Regions from separate parts of the Mus musculus genome. Here regions 2 and 3 are each linked to region 1. Evidence: chromatin contacts called from ENCODE Hi-C or POLR2A ChIA-PET data. All regions are on one chromosome and are shown on one strand. The core of a region is the stretch at or near the end of the contact, and the rest is flanking DNA. Distances in the headings are between cores, read along the strand shown. Region 1 holds the start of Zfp455 (zinc finger protein 455). Region 2 holds the start of Uqcrb (ubiquinol-cytochrome c reductase binding protein). Region 3 holds the start of Mterf3 (mitochondrial transcription termination factor 3).

Region 1 (3,504 bases), core at 329-2,828:
AACTGGAAGAATTCAGGGAAGACCAGAAGAAAGCATCCTCAGGTCATGGCAGAATCTAACACAAACTTAACTATCCAAAAGGAGTGAACATTCACTGTCAATAGGAAGAATAATCAAGCAAGGGAAAGAGGAGAGTCCTTCCTCACACAGTAAATCCAAACAAATAGTCACCCAAATGTACCATCTTTAACAAGAGCATGTTAGTGAAAACAAAGTTTGAATCCCACATGGATTGGGTCGGCAGAAGGGAAGCATGTGTACTTTGTAAGACACCAAAGTGTTGATTGCAGGGGTTTTCCACGGCTCTCACTGGAAGACATGGAATGAATCATAGAGAGTATTTCTCACGTCCATCAAGCATGATTAAATGTTTTCTGACACAGACTGAGGTAGCCTACATTGGCCTTGAATTTGCTATCAAGCAGGGGTTGACCAGAGGGTCCTGCCCCTCCCCCTCACAAATACAGAGATGACAGGAATGTGCCTCACAGTAGGCTCAAGTGTCTTTCTATCACAGGTCTGTTTACTTTAAGTCACAAGAATACACACAGGTCTGTGAGCTCTTCCTTACCCTGCTGACCTGACACAAAAGCCTGGCCCCCTAAAACAAGGCCACGCGAGATTTTCACCAGATACTAATACCCTGCTCATAAACGTTCTCAGGTTCAAGGCCTGATCAAGGCACGTTGACATAATCATAGTGTGCCAAGCAGACATTGTGTCTTATTTACAATTATTCAACCCTACTTTATGAACAGGAAACCTATCCAAGGTTTAAGGAAACCCAGCCCTCAAGGTAAAACCAGGTGGCAGGTTGCCTGCTTTGCTGACTTCCCTCTGTGTATCCACTACATGTGTTTCCTCACCTATAGTCAAAGACTCTCAGTGACCTCCCATCCTGGCAGATCTCTCTGCTCTGTTCCAGATTTTCCCATCTATGACCTGTTGGGACTTGGATTTTTATTCTCTCTTAATTCCTTAACTGATAGGGAAAATGAACATAATCAGGACCGTAGGAGGAGGCCAGGTACAGAGGATAGTGGGGCCAGGTACCCCATTTGCTCTAAAGGTACTGACTGGGGCATCTGACAGCATCCACCTGAGAATGGGGCAGCTAGGGGAGCATGCTTCCCAGCAAAGCTGTCAAAGAGTTCCCAGCACTGCCTCAGGTGCAAGTAGTCATCTCACCATCACTAGCTTGCAATCCTGACCCCTGCTACCAGTCTGTTCCTATGTCCAAGACACCCTGCGGTGTCCTATGAAAACCCTCACCTCAGACACAATCCCAATCGCCCCATTCCTGGTCCAGAACTGCAACCTCACGTGACCCAGCCAGATCAGCACAACAAATCCCAACAGCTTCTTTTCTTCCGTTCTCCCTCCAAGCCCAGGTCCGCTCAGTCCCCACCTTCCCCACACCCACTCTCCCCGCCTTTTCCCAGCCCGATGCTTGCACAAAGCCCCAGGCTGTGCTGTTTCATGAACCAACCTCCATGACAGAGACAACAGGCGTGTACAGCCGTTCAGGACTCTCGCAAAAACTTTGAGGAAGGCACAATGTACAAAACGAAAGCTAAAGTGGGATTGCCTGGATGGCTCCTCGTGATGGCACAGTTGCTTGGACTACATATCCCAGAAGTCTTTGCGAAGCTATTCCTGGAACTGAATGTGGTCTTTCCCTGGTCTTAGATTTGTAGCCTTCTCTCTGTTTTCTTTACTATTATACTATGGTAGGTACTATGGTAGGTACTTGGCCTACTTTAAAGCGCTCGACTCTAATGTAGACTCTGTCATAATACTCAGTATTGCAAATAAATAAATAATACTTGTTCCTTTGCAATTACACTCTGCATGAGACATACATGGATCAGATTCCACATCATGAAAAACAGTTTTGTGTAAATATTAGGATGTATATACTGTGGTTAGTTGGTCAGGGACACATTGAGAGTATAGATCATTTAACAAAGTTAAAACTTTAAAATGTTAATATATATTTAAGAAATTCCTTTTTAGTGGGAGCTGTACTACAATTTTAACGGTCTCCAATGGTTGTTCACAAACACAGGTACACATAAGCCACTGGGTATGTTTGCCCGTTGTTGATGTTGTTGTTCCTTCCCCTGCTCAGATTACACTTGGGAGGACACAGCTCCTGAGGTCACACTGGTATGTGTACTGGCCACTGGCCCATTATCCATTGTTAGAATTCTCTCTGCAGAGGTCTGATCTTTCTTACTCAATTTCCTTTCCCTGCTCTGATCTACAAGTGTTCCTATGTGACAATATTTTGAAAGTCAAAGCATCTGCCCTGAACTAACCTCAGTTTCTCAAAATCAGGACAGAGAAATGATTATTTCAAAAACAAATCAGAAATATCAAATAAGTTTATTGGAATTTGACAATCAAATACGTTAAAAAAAAACACCATACTCTGTAACCTGGAAGCCTCTGAGAGTTTCACTTTCATCTGTTTCTAAGAAAGACAATTCACTTCTCAACATGCCCATAGACTTTAATAGTCCCAAGACAGTCAAAGCCCAAAGTCTCTTGATGTTGTAATTCAATCAATTGCTTATTTCAAAGTGCTTACAAGATTACTCCTTCAACCTACCATGGACCAGTGGAAACCTGCCTTTTCCAAAAGGAGGAATAGTGACCAGGCAGGGAAGGATAAGAATAAGTTCGAGAGGAATGTGCTGTGAAAACCTAACCCCTACATCATCATATGCATTGGGTCTGTGGTTGCTGAATCATTTGGATGTCAAAGAACAGTGTCAACCTAAACTTCATCTGTGTGTTCTAAAGCACAGACATCCCCTTTCTAGATGTTGCTATGTTTCTAACATGAGGCTATGGTGGGGTTCCAAGTCCACTTAGCTGTCACCTGCATGTTTTATGAAGTGTGATCCCACCAAGATATTAGGAAGGACAGTATACACCCTACCAGTTACATGGTGAAGCATTTCTCTTAGCATGGCTGCAAAGCTCCATGCTGACCTACAGGATGCACCTCAGAGCCTCCACAACTAGTACAACATATACAGTGCTGTCCAGTTCTGCTTTCATCTAGGTTAGTATCAGGCCCCAAGAGAGTTTCCTTTGTCGCTGTGTTCTGAACCTGGAGAGCTTTCCTGAAAGTGTAGTTATGAGCATAAAGTCCCCACAATGGGCTTTCCAATGAAATCAAAATTTCAAATGAAATTCCACTTCCACAAGGCAGAGACTTCCATGGATGTGCTCTTGTCACAGAGGAGATTTAATGTTGGCTCTGGACAAAGTACCAGGATTGCCCATCTCTATAACAAGAATAGGGGATCTCACAATGTCTATAACTTTAGATTCACTGAGGTTGTAGAATGAGAATAGTACCCTACAGCCTCATACAACTGATGCTTCGGTCTCAGTTGGTGGGAAATATTTGTGAAAGAGTGGGAGGTGTGACCTTGTCACAAGAAAATGTCACTAGGCTTTTTCATTACACAATAGCATGCAGTTTCCAGT
Region 2 (3,504 bases), core at 313-2,812, 290 kb after region 1:
GAATAATTTTGTCTACATTTCTGTTTTTTTTTTGTTTGTTTTTTTTGTTTTGTTTTTTTTTTTTTGAGACAGGGTTTTTCTGTATAGCCCTGCTGGCTGTCCTGGAACTCACTTTGTAAACCAGGCTGGCCTCGAACTCAGAAATCTGCCTGCCTCTGGCTCCCAAGTGCTGGGATTAAAGGCGTGCACCACCACTGCCCAGCTCATTTCTGTATTTTTGACATTAAATCCAGTCCAAAATTCAGAAAAGATAGTTGATGTCAATGAGAGGGAAACCAAGAAATAATAAATAGTATCTACCTCAAAAAAAAAAAAAAAAAAGACCACTATCGAGTCATAGTAAAACTCAACAGTAACTCCACTTTCTGTCCTTAGTTTTTTATTTTAGACTCTACCTGTTGGGGTTGAGATCTTGAAAGCACAGTCTATAGTCTTTCTGCTTGCTCCATTTTTAATACTATATGCAAATTCTAAATATATCTTAGGGGTTTTGTTGTTGTTGTTTTGTTTTAGGTAAGGTCTTGCAGACTGATGCCAGATTCACTATGTAGACAACTGTAGTCTTGAACTTGCAGGGATCCTCCTGCCTCAGACTACTGAATTCTTGGATCTTGCATGTGCCATTTACTCCTACCTTAAAGTTAATATTTTTAAAGCTTATCCAACCTAACTTTCTACTAAAATTGTTTGATAGGGATTTTTAGGTGGGGAAAGTGAAGCCTAGAAGCTGAAAGTTATCTGGGATTGGTTGTGCAGCATATGATCCTAGAAATAAGGAAGCCCGAATTTGAAACTGGATTTCTCAATTCTAGTTAACAAACAAACAAACAAACCTGGACTCTACCCAATTTCAATGCCCTTGGATAACTTATTGAACTTTTCTGAGGCTCAGCTTCCTTCTCTCTTCAATACTGATAGCACCAGTAATTACACTGATGATTTAGAATTAAATGAGAATATAGCCACACTTCTGAACCCAAAGATTGCAGACCTATAGATTGAGTCTACCACAGATCGGGAAGGGGTATATCTGTGTTAACTATAAATGTTCATTATACCTGTGTTACTTCCAAAATAGTGCAGTATAACAGTTATTTGTGTGGTGCTTACTTTATATTCTGTATTAAAGTAATCCTGAGGTGATTTAAAGAATGCAATAGTGTATACATTATATTAAAACACCGCACCATTTGACATAAAGAATTTGAGCATCAAGCGTCCTCTAGCGTCCTAGCATCCCCTCCATGCATTTTGAGATGCGGTTTGCCTGAAAATCATTTACTACATTACCTGTCTCCAAGACTCCATTTATTCCGCAAAGGTTCTTTCCTATAACAGAGCATTGAATAACACTGTCTCCTAATTTCGCAGTACTTTCCCCATTGTGTCGCGAAGAATGTTTTTTGTAACAAGGCACACAAAAAGATCAGCCTAATGTGTGGAGTCCATTCAGGTAGGAAAGAGTAAATGCCTTCTGCTGGCGGTCAGAGCAGCGCCTGCCCCTCCCTTCCCCTTCCTAAAGTATCCAGGACGCCTGCGTAGGAGCCCGGCGTGTCCTCTAGGACTTACCCAGAAGGCAGCGCTTCACTCTCAGGTCAAAATGGCGGGCCGATCTGCTGGTGAGTAATTACTCCTCCTTTGTGGGTATCGTGGAGCGGTTGTATTTTCTCACGAACTTGTTCTCCTTTTGCGTTAGCTAAATAGCTAGTTTGTGATAAGAGACGTGGCGACCCAGCAGCTCAAAGGACAGGTTTCGCTGAGCCAGGTCGGGCCTGCCTGAGGGTTAGAACAGGGACCTCTGCCGGAAGGAGCCCAGCGGGGCTGACCGGGTTCGGCCTCCTTCCCCTCCGCCTTGGGACAGCTTAGGGAGGTGAGGAGGTCAGCAGACGACAGCCACAGCGAGTAGTGGGGAGCATTTGGAGTCAGGCGCAGGCCACTTCAGTGACAGTGATCGGAGCAAACAGCGCCCGAGCCCGCATGACGCTCCTAAGACTTGTCAGAAGAATTAAAAGGAAGTAAGATAGGGTTATAGTGAGGTTTCAGGTTAACCTTGGCATATCTGGACGGTGAGCTGGGGCTGCAGGGCTGTAAGGACTTTTGTTTAATGTAGGCACTAGAACAAATTTGAGATAGAGTGCCAGAATGTTTTCACATCAAATATTACTCACCCTCTCCCCTCCTATTTTTTTTTAAAGCTTAATCTTTGCCCACTGATGGTATACGTTGGAATAGTCTTTAAAAACAATACTGATAACCTTCTCACAGTCCCTGGAAATTCTGAAGGCATTAATTTTACCCATTTGACACAATTTTAGGAAAAGTATTCTGTTTTGTTGAGTTTAATACTTACGTAAGCCAGCTTCCTTTTCTGCAACAGGCTTTTGATCTATAATGTGGCAAACAGAGTAGTGCCTGACACATTTGTTAAGTAAATATTAATCGATATTATAATCACTGCTGTGTTAACAATTTAGTTCTTATGCTTTTTTTTAATATTTTTATTTTTTGAGCCAGGGTAGCCCAAGTTAGCTGTGTATTGAAGAATGACCTTGAACCTCTGATTCTTTTTTCCTCCACCCTAAAAATGCTGGAATTGCAGGAATGAATCACTATGCATGTTTTATGTAGTGCTGGAGTTGGAGCCCAGGGCTTTGTGGTGTATGTTAGGCAAGCAATATACCAACTGAGCATTAGCCCTTGACAATTTAAATTTCTCTTAGAAACAATTTTATGCATGACTTCTAATTTAAAGGTTGGAGGAAGCCATGTAGTAATCTGTACTGAGGATTAGGAAATTAGAAGGAGATAATAAGAAGGGAGCCTCTTTTTCCTTCTATGGTAAGAAAGTAGCCTTAACGCTTAGGGACTGAGAATATAGCTCAGTTGGTAAAAAGTTTGCCTTGCAATGTAAATACTGGCCTGATTTCGGTTCTCAGAACCCATTTTGTTTGTTGAGCTTTTTCTTTTTAAATAAACTGAGTTCCATTATATGAGACACGTCTCAGTAGCCCTAATCCATGCTTTTAATCCTAGAGCTGGAGACAAGGAAACAAGTGATCTTGGGGTTCACTGGCCTTTTAGCCTAATGTACTTGGCACTTCCAAGCCAGTGAGAGATGCCATCTCAAAAATGAAAAGGATGACAACGTCCTCTGGCAGTCACATGTTCCCTCCCCTACCCCTCACATTTTAAAAAGAAAGGTTAAGCTTGCTCTATCTTCTTTCTTGTACCACGTCTGGTCAACATCAGGCACTCTCCTGCTTCCTTGCCTCTTCTCCTTTACCTCTCTCAGGCTCAGTCTTCTTCCCCAAATGGTTTAAGTTTGTTTTTGAATAGAGTTTTTTGCATGCTAGGCACGAACTCTAAGGCTGAACCATATTCCCAGCCCCTATTTTAGTTTTTGTATCTCTGTTTGTTTGTTTGTTTGTTTGTTTGTTTACACAAGGCTTGGTATTCACAGTCTCAACTTCCTGCATGCTGAGATTACAGGCATGCTTTGTTACA
Region 3 (3,504 bases), core at 583-3,082, 260 kb after region 1:
ACAGTGCACACACTCATTTAGTCTTCCTAATCCTGAAGTGATTACAAACTCTTTATTCATTTTATAGGCATGGACCCTCACACTGAGAACAAAGTTAAATAACTTCCCTAAAATCACAGCCAGTTTTGAAATCTTGGTTACTCTTGGAAGCCATAATGGTTTGGTGGATAGGGTATGACTCCCCTCTCTTTAAAAAATGTAATTCAGATAATATAAATTATAAGACAGAAATAGGGGTGTGTATGTTGTAGGATCCATTAGCTCCTTGGCTGAGGTCAAGGGGCCACAGATACAATAGCTTTGTAAGGTACGAAATACACAGCTATTAGAAGTGATCTGAACATGTGTGTATATTTTTAGGGGAATAAGAGAGCCATGTTATGTTGTGTGCATTTTATGTGTTTTGTTTAGTGTGGTTAGCATTCTCTAGTCTCTAGATAATACACAACTGCTTGCCACTATCCCCTTTCAGCCAGTATTTTAGAGATGCATGAGAGGGCAGGATGTGCCCCTTGTGGTCAGCGGTAGCCTATAGAGTACAGTACATTGGAAATGATGGGTATTGGCTTGTGCTTCATGGGAGGCATCCACTGGGATGTGTGTCAACAGCGACTGCTGATGCTGTGGCATTGAGGTGGTGTTTGAGACTGGGAGAAGAGTTACATTAGATGACTTTGGGAAATGTATATAAAAGGAAAAACAGTGTGGTGCACCTCACATGTACATTTGTGTGTGTGCCTGGTAATACTGAATGCCAGAGGATTTTTCTGTGTATGGTGTGTGTTTTATGTGTGTAGTGTGAGTTGAAGGAGGTTCAATCATGAAATGGTTCATGCCATTTGCTGGAGACAGACCACGGATGAGTGGTTAGAGATCAGAGCCTTCTGATAGTGACAGAGAACGATACAGAGCAAGGGGTGTGGATCACCCAGCTAGGTGACCTGCATGAGTTCCTGGTGTGGTCCGACGTAGTGAATGAGAAAGATGGGATTTGGACATGAGGGGTGGCAGGTGGAAAAGTAGGCGGAGAGGACTGTAAGCCACGCGGTAGGCAGAGGAGCTGTGTGGCCCTTGTGTCCCCGAGCTTGCACGCGTGGAACAGCTACTCACTTCCTTACCACCAGCCACACCTGGCCACCCTCCCCTCTACTGCTTCTCGGTCTGTCGTCTCTGTCCTCCTCTCCCCGGCGCTCCGCGCGACTCCAGGCCAGACTTACCTGGTGAAGGCGAAGTACATGAGGCTGATGATGGTGAAGCTGAGCAGGGTGATGGTGTGCGGCCGGTAGAAGAAGTCTATGGTGATGTCCTCCACTTGCTGCTCGTTGATCATGCGGAAATGCATCCTGTAGTTCACATCATCCTTGCTCAGAGTCCTGCTCCCCACGCAGGACGCCATAGTTCTTCTCCCCGTCCTGCCGCGGCCCCGGAGGCCCCGGCCCTAGAAGGCTGGGACCCCGGCAGCGACGGACCGCAGCAGCGAAGGTGCCTGACGCTGGGGCGGGGTCTGGCACCCTGAGAAGGGTGCTAGCCCAGGGAAGGACCCGCGCGCGAGGGCGGGGTCGCGGCGCCACCACCGCGTCCCGGAGCAGGGGGAGAAGGCAGCCTGAAGAAGCAGCCTAGTAGGGCGACATCGTAGAGCTCTCACCCTCCCCACATTACGGCGGAGTGACTGATCCTGGGAACGCGGCGACCAGCTCCAGGGCCTGCAAACCCCAGGCCAGCTCTGTCCCGGTCCCCCGCGGCGTCCCTTCCCGCGCCGCCGCAGATGGTCTCGCCCATTCGCAGCGCAGCCCACGTGGGGGGCGGTGCCGGCCTAGCGTGGCGAATCGCCGGCTTGCGAAGCTACGGTGCACCGTATCCCCGGCGTAGGTTGCACGGTCGCTGTGAAGCAGGAGCGCGAGACCGCCGCCCGGCCGGATTACTGTCCGGCCTACCTGTACCCAGCAGCGTCCGGGAGCCTCGCGGCTTGGTAGGTATCGGTGACCCGGAGAGGAGGTTCGGGCTCGATCGGTCGGTACCTAAACCTTGTGGTGGCAACGTCGCCGGGCTTGTTCATCAGCTTCAGACTAAGGCCCCGAGGATGTCCCGGCTTCCTGCGGAAGTCCTTCCCGGATAAAGCCGGTTGGTTAAAGAGTCTAAGGACTGCGGCTGCGCTGCCCAGAGGCCCTTTATTACGAAGTGCATCTTTCATCATCGGAGCTCGGGATTAGTTGTAAAGATTTTGAACCTAGAAAAGCCTGTTTCGGCTCTTGTTCCTATTCCTAACAACAAAACAAGAGTGCCCGGTAACCGCTGAGAGCTGGCGTACCCTACTAATGAACTTGAGAGATTTTAAGGATTTTTTTTTTTCTTTTGCCCTCTTAATGTACATACCGTAAGGCGTTATTCACGAGTGCACATCTTTACTCGTTTCTGAGTCCTTTGTGTCTTTATTTGTCCTGGACTCACTTCCACTCAACAAACTGGAACCCTCCAAACCTCTAGCTTGGTGCTGAAAAGACCCTGGGAAGGTGGGTCTCGAGAGGGGGCGGGACTGTGCTGTCCTTCTGCACAGACTATCAATCATTGACATTGCTGAGACAGCAAATTTATGTGAAAAGGAGTGCACTGGCAAGTAAAAGTGGAGGGTGAACATTATTAGTCTTTAGCACTCAGATCTTTGAATGCAAATAGAATTTAACAGAGTCTACTAAATGTGGAAAGGGTATTGAATTTGATTCTGGACAGACTCTAGAATGAAATTGGGGTTCTGGGAGCTGGTTTGTAAGTACCCTAGAGCCCTTATTGTAATCCCCAACATTATAAAAAGTACTTTGATGCTGAGAGTGGACCAGTGTTTTTTTCTAGAATAGCATACGTAAAAGCATGTGGAGAATAGTGTCTGAACCTCCATCATCGTGGGCTACAGTGACATATCCAGTCTTGACTGTCAGGACCCCCACTTGTAGATTGGACCTGCCTGGCTGTGCTGAAGTTTCTCTCGAAGCTTGGTCTTGTCTAGGTGGCACAACTTAGTTCCTACTTTAACTATTTTGGAGATGAGAGGGAGTTTGAGGGGAAAATTGGCAGGCTTGGAAGCCCCTTTCCAACTAAAGTTTAGCAAAAATTGCCTATTCCACAAGGTTATTGCCAACACCGCCTTCCTATACCACTTCAGAAGGAAAGATTTGCCCTTGTATTATTCTTAGCAAGCATCCCCCAACTATAACAAGAGATTAAACTCTCAAATGTTTCTTCCTATTCAGGACATAAAACTATCTGAATCCTCTGGCTAGAGAAACAGAACACAACGGCATAAGTAAGAGTTAATTGACAGTTACAGGTTTTTTGTCTGTTTAGTTGAGAATACTGCTGGCTAACATTTATTGAGCACTTTCCATTTATTCATTTATTTGAGCCGTGTCACACTTGTAGAACTTTGAGCAATCTTGCCTCAGGCTTCTGAGTGCTAGGATTACAGGCATGACCTCCCCACTCCACGCTCCTTTATAGTGATTATTTTAA

What was found. A loop is a pair of places that touch in the nucleus more often than their neighbours do. ChIA-PET counts read pairs that join two places held with the same protein, here RNA polymerase II (POLR2A).
Region 2: a map of heart shows a loop between it and region 1 (2.1-fold over the local background). The contact joins the promoter of Uqcrb here to the promoter of Zfp455 in region 1. A Hi-C loop is called at or near these places in 1 of 37 maps with a recorded cell type or tissue (heart). POLR2A ChIA-PET finds 5 or more read pairs at or near these places in 1 of 5 experiments (Patski).
Region 3: a map of regulatory T cell shows a loop between it and region 1 (2.7-fold over the local background). The contact joins the promoter of Mterf3 here to the promoter of Zfp455 in region 1. A Hi-C loop is called at or near these places in 1 of 37 maps with a recorded cell type or tissue (regulatory T cell). POLR2A ChIA-PET finds 5 or more read pairs at or near these places in 1 of 5 experiments (Patski).

What each region holds. Positions count from the first base shown.
Region 1 is chr13:67,192,580-67,196,083 of GRCm38, reverse strand. It overlaps Zfp455 (zinc finger protein 455), which reads right to left and starts at 1,578. Exons shown (of 4, transcript NM_001048204.1): 1 at 1,490-1,578. The coding sequence starts at 1,495.
Region 2 is chr13:66,903,408-66,906,911 of GRCm38, reverse strand. Uqcrb (ubiquinol-cytochrome c reductase binding protein) reads left to right here and starts at 1,562. Exons shown (of 4, transcript NM_026219.2): 1 at 1,562-1,619. The coding sequence starts at 1,601. It overlaps Gm10767 (predicted gene 10767), which reads right to left and starts at 1,497. Exons shown (of 3, transcript NM_001177750.1): 1 at 1,291-1,497. It also overlaps a transcript of Mterf3 not described here.
Region 3 is chr13:66,931,400-66,934,903 of GRCm38, reverse strand. It overlaps Mterf3 (mitochondrial transcription termination factor 3), which reads left to right and starts at 1,832. Exons shown (of 8, transcript NM_025547.4): 1 at 1,832-1,969. It overlaps Ptdss1 (phosphatidylserine synthase 1), which reads right to left and starts at 2,074. Exons shown (of 13, transcript NM_008959.3): 1 at 1,218-2,074. The coding sequence starts at 1,396.